2 separate regions of the Homo sapiens genome follow, and region 2 is linked to region 1. Evidence: chromatin loops called from intact Hi-C (ENCODE). Cell type or tissue: HepG2. All regions are shown on one strand. Region 1 holds the start of LOC124903931 (a long non-coding RNA gene). Region 2 has its middle 34 kb from the start of CDRT4.

Evidence for each region. Peaks named below come from ENCODE experiments on the same cell type or tissue, not always from the same donor. Only the 100,000 strongest peaks of a DNase experiment are listed, where the experiment ranks them.
Region 2: a loop joins it to region 1, with 4 times the contacts of the local background. A loop is called at or near these places in 24 of 110 quality-filtered maps.

Annotation. Positions count from the first base shown.
Region 1 is chr17:15,259,556-15,262,055 of GRCh38, reverse strand. PMP22 (peripheral myelin protein 22) reads left to right here. Exons shown (of 5, transcript NM_000304.4): 2 at 1,295-1,406. The coding sequence starts at 1,329. LOC124903931 (a long non-coding RNA gene) reads right to left here and starts at 1,097. Exons shown (of 2, transcript XR_007065632.1): 1 at 921-1,097. RefSeq lists a silencer at 1,045-1,164. In HepG2, a CTCF peak has its summit at 1,127 (motif pointing left); DNase peaks (open chromatin) are centred at 685 and 1,165; H3K4me3 peaks cover 1,819 bases; H3K27me3 peaks cover 641 bases.
Region 2 is chr17:15,431,928-15,434,427 of GRCh38, reverse strand. No RefSeq gene overlaps it. Among named protein-coding and RNA genes, the nearest start is that of CDRT4, 34 kb to the left of the region's middle. In HepG2, no CTCF peak of the experiment used is centred here; DNase peaks (open chromatin) are centred at 17 and 1,047; H3K4me3 peaks cover 873 bases.

The DNA.
Region 1 (2,500 bases):
CTGCCATCGGCTTAATTCAAACCCTCTGGGAGTCATCAGAAATCCTTGTTTATTTCTTCCAGTGCATTCCAGAGTTTCTTTGAATGTGATGCTTGTGGAGAGGAACAGAGGGGCCTGGGATTGGGTACTTTCCAAACTGGGTTATTGAAACGTTGTCTCCCTGGCCCAAGACTCTGCCTAAAATGGTCCCCAGAGTCTCAGCCAGATCTTTCACAGCCATGCATGTCCTCTAACAGGTCATCCCAGCCTTCAGTTCCCCCAAAGTTTAAAATGAGGGGCGAGGACCGCATTACTTGGGATAAATGTCCTGCCGGCTCTGACCGGCTGAAATTCTCGGACTCAGCCTTTTACCCTCTGTCTCTCTCTCCCGTCCGCTGGACATCTACTCCCTTCGGTCCAGGCTCCTGGGCTCCTGTCCCACCGCACCCAGACCGGAGCTCAGGCTTGTTGGGGTTCGTGTCCTGGCTTTGAGTGCCTGGGGTGCAGACTGGACCCCTAGGCGAGCACGTGGGTCTAGCGCAAGAGCAGAATGCCCCCTGACCCCAGGGGCTGCCTGGGGAAGCGCGCGGTGGACGGGAAGCGCAGGGTCCGGGCAACCCTCTCGAGCCATTCTTTTCTTTCCACACTACTCTGGCTCTGCACCACCTCTCCGGAGCCGCCAGAGTCTGCGCGAGGCTGAGCTGGGGCCAGGACCGTTCCTCTACGCTGGCAGAGTTGGGTGGAAACTTGGAGACAAACGGAATGCGGAGAGCACTGGGGTCTGGGAAACCAGCCTCCTCGCCGCTGTCTCCCCCACCGCATGCCACGGCTGTCTCCAGGTCTCAGACGGAAATCTGGGCACCTACTCCCCTCACCCCTACCTCCACCCCATAGGGGAATTCACCATCTGAACCGGGGTCTCGGAGAACGTGACCTCTCACCTTCCAGGGAGGTCGCCGGGAGGTGCTTGGGGTGGGTGGAAGCGTGCAGTGGCCTCTGCTCATATTTTCTGGAAACCCCTCCGTTCCCTGGGTGGTTTTAGACGTGCGAACCGCTTGTTTTGTTTCCAAAAGCAAAAGATGTTCCGTTGCAGGCGGGCCCGGCTGGGCGCTGGGCACTGGGCGCTGGTCCTGCAGGCGGCTGCTGCCCCCTCTCGGCGGCAGGCGGCGCGAAGGCTCCTGACCCGCGCGGGCGGTCGGGCTGCGGGCGCTGGGCCAGGCCGGGCCTTCCGCTAGTGCGCGGGACCCTCCCTCTGCGCGCGCCTCCGTCGCTCGGCCCAGTGCGTTCGGCCTCACGCCCAGCGCTCTCCTCGCAGGCAGAAACTCCGCTGAGCAGAACTTGCCGCCAGAATGCTCCTCCTGTTGCTGAGTATCATCGTCCTCCACGTCGCGGTGCTGGTGCTGCTGTTCGTCTCCACGATCGTCAGCGTGAGTGCCTGGCGGGGAGGCTCCCTGCGCGGCCCGCCCTTCCCCATCTGGGTTCCCAGCCCGTGCTCCTGCTGGTTCAGGACTGTGTTATTTGCAGACAGTTGGAAGTCTCAGACGTCCCAGGGAAGTTTCTGGCAATCTGCCCCCTTCCAGTTGCTTTGAGAAAACGAGAGCAGATTCAGTGATAGGAACCAAGCGAGCGCTGGGCTGGGTTAGCTGCGCAGGTCTCTATTTAAGCCAAGTAACTTCAGAGCCGATCTAGGGTCCCCGACCTTCATTTGACAAGATTGTTTAACTTTTTTTTTTCTTGATGCAGCCTCGTTGAAGAAGAGGAGTATTTATGATTTTTTTTTCTCCAAACCATAGTCAGATGGGTGAATTAATTTATAAAACACCCTTTTAGGACTTGAAATTGGAAAGTTAAAATGGGCTTTTCTGGAAAAGAGTTCACAGGTCCCATGTCGGCTTTATGGCATGAACACAACACATTGTTAGTAAAGCTTCCACTGGTAGGAACAGGCCATCAGAGTAACTTCTGTTACAAAACTGTCCAGCCCATTAGATCTTAAAGTTATTTTCTTGGCGATGAAGATGAGCAGACATTCAGGCAGTTTTCCAGTGGTGGCTTTCACTTCTTAATTTAAGGCACATTGTAAGCATGATTTTCTTTTTCGTTTTCTTTTCTTTTCTTTTCTTTTTTTTTTTTTTTTTGAGATGGAGTCTCCAGCCTGTCACCCGGGCTGGAGTGCAGTGCCATGATCTTGGCTTACTGCAACCTCTGCCTTCCGGGTTCAAGCCATTCTCCTGCCTCAGCCTGGGATTACAGGTGCCCGCCACCACGCCTGGCTAATTTTTTTTTTTTTTGTATTTTTAGTAGAGACGGGGTTTCACTATGTTGGCCAGGCTTGTCTCAAACTCCTGACCTCATGATCCGCCCACCTCTGCCTCCCAAAGTGCTGGGATTACAGGTGTGAGCCACCGTGCCCGGCCTGTAAGCATGATTTTCTAGTCTCTGTGAGAAATAATTATGTTGGGGATTTGTGACTTAGTTTAACATTTACAAGCATCTTCACAGTATCTCCATTGTGCCTGGT
Region 2 (2,500 bases), 170 kb before region 1:
ACAGAGTATGGTATTTACCCATTTGCAAATTCCACGGTTGGCGTTTAAACAGTTGAAGTTTAACCTCGGCAACATGACTGAGCCTGCTGGTCATTTTCATGTTGGCAGGGGCTATTAGGACATCAAATAGTTCCACATTCTGCAGCCTTTTTAGCAGTGGCCTGGGAGCATGTCTTAAAGGAGATTAGTCTGCATGACAGATAAGAGGCTGCAGGAGGCTGGGCACGGTGGCTCACACCTGTAATCCCAGCATTTTGGGAGGCTGAGATGGATGAATCACCTGAGGTGAGGAGTTTGACACCAGCCTGGCCAACATGGTGAAACACCGTCTCTACTAAAATACAGAAAAAATTAGCCAGGCATGGTGTTGGGTGCCTGTAATCCCAGCTACTCAGCAGGCTGAGGCAGGAGAATCACTTGAACCCGGGAGGTGGAGGTTGCAGTGAGCCAAGATCGCGCCATTGCACTCTAGAGCCTGGGCAACAAGACCGAAACTGTGTCAAAAAAAAAAAAAAAAAAAAAAAAAGCTGCAGGAAAGTGTTCAAGGAGGTAACTGCATAAACAAAGGCGCAGTGCAGATGTGGGCAAGCCAGATATTTGGGGGTGGCCCAGGAGCCCTCTAACTGGAATAGAGGTCGGGTGAGACCTAAACAAGGAGCAGTTATCGAGTTTATCAACAGCAAGTGTAAGAGCCACTTTGGAATGAGACCAGAGCAGTATGACCAGTCCCTTAGTCTTTTTTTTTTTTTTTTTTTTTAGGACAGGGAAAACAAGACGGGCACCCTGAGGTAGGGATTTTGATCCTTGGGTCCTAAAGGGGGTCTTCAGAGGCAGTGGAGGAGTCACATGGAGCAGCGCAGCTCTCGGTGGTGGAATCCCAACCAGGGACTGACGATGCATCCAGGAAGATGAGAATCTAGGAGTAGGAATGCCGGCCCTGCAGCCTCACTCCATGTGGACAGCGGTTGTGAAAAGATGGTTAAAGTGCTTTGCGAGCTGGGTCCAAGCAGATGTACACATCTGGACAATGTGGCTCTTTTCAGCCTTGATTGAGTCATTCATTCTTGGAGGCTTTTTGGAATCCCCACACTTTTAGACCAAAGGGCACATTTTCAGAGCCCACACATTATCAGTGCCAGATAAGAGTAGACAGATTGAGAAACCAGGGGAGGTAGAGCCAGGGAAGGGGAGTAAACACAACCTGAGGTTTATTGTGATCTGATGTTGTCAGAGCCTGGGCTGAAGCTAAGGGCTGGGCTTATGTTTGTCAAGCAATCAGGAAAACCTCTGTCTTCTTCTTTCACTACACATCCCCACATCACCTTCCCTCTGTCTCTCACCAGGAACCCAAGGCTTCAGCCAGCTACTGTGGTGCTTGCAAACCCCACAACAGTGTCCTAGATCTGTAAGGCATGGCTAGGCTGGGCCTGTCCCCAGCTCTGAGCATGTGTGTGGGAACATGGGGGCATGCTGGGCAGGGCCAGATGGAGATGAAGGAATACCTCATGTTAGGTGGGGCTTGAAGCCACCCCATATTCTCTGCCTTGAGCCTGACAATTATCTGATTTCTTTATGGGGCAGGCCAGAATATACAGGTGCCCACTCTTGTTAGCACACTGCTCAGGGCAGCAGATGGCATGGAAAAGACCTTGGACTTGGTGCTGAGACCTTGTCTTTTCTCCCAGGCCCTATATTCCAGGGCCAATGGAAATTCCAACCCCATCTATGGCCTTTCTAGGAAGCTTCTATTGCTGGGGGCCCAGCAAAGCTCATGGTATCAATTCACTTCCTTTCTAGATTCAATTGGTCAGCCACCTGGAGCATTCCATTATTTTTGGTAGACAAAGGGATGTGAGAGGCCACAGGATTTCAGGCAAGTTAAAAACCTGACCCTTGGGGTTGTTTCTGTGTGTCTGCCAATGGGGAGGGTTTTTATGGAGAGCAAAGTTAGTTCCAGAAGTTCTAACTTGTGGAAGGAAGAAAGGTGGCCTTCAATGTGCCAAGGTCTCTTGCTCACATTTTTGCATTTTGGAGCTTGTTTAAGCTCCCATAGGCTTAGGCCTATGCTCCCTAGTTGATTAGATAATTATGGAAGGAGGAGAGCCCTTTCGAGATTGGAACTTGGGCCTCTCAATTCCAAGTGCAGGCAGCTTCCCCTAAATTCAGATCTCCTCTTCATTGGTGTTACCCATGACAACCCTGCTGGTGTTCTCAAGTAGAGCAGATGTGTTTGTCCAGTAGCTGCTGACCCCAGTTTCAGCCATGGCTCCTCTACTGTGAAGCAGCCCCGTTGGAGACCCCTCTTCATGTGGCCAGTTTACCGTGTGTCCCTGGACCAGCAGAGGTAGGATGGTGAGGCTGGAGGTCCCATGAGACCTGGGTGAGGTCAGCTGTGTTTGCCGTTATATTTCCAGAGCCCTGCAACGGCCTGGCACAGAGTCGGTGCTCAAGTATTTATTGAGCAAGTGATTTGTGAGAACAAGGCTTAGCACCCAATCTA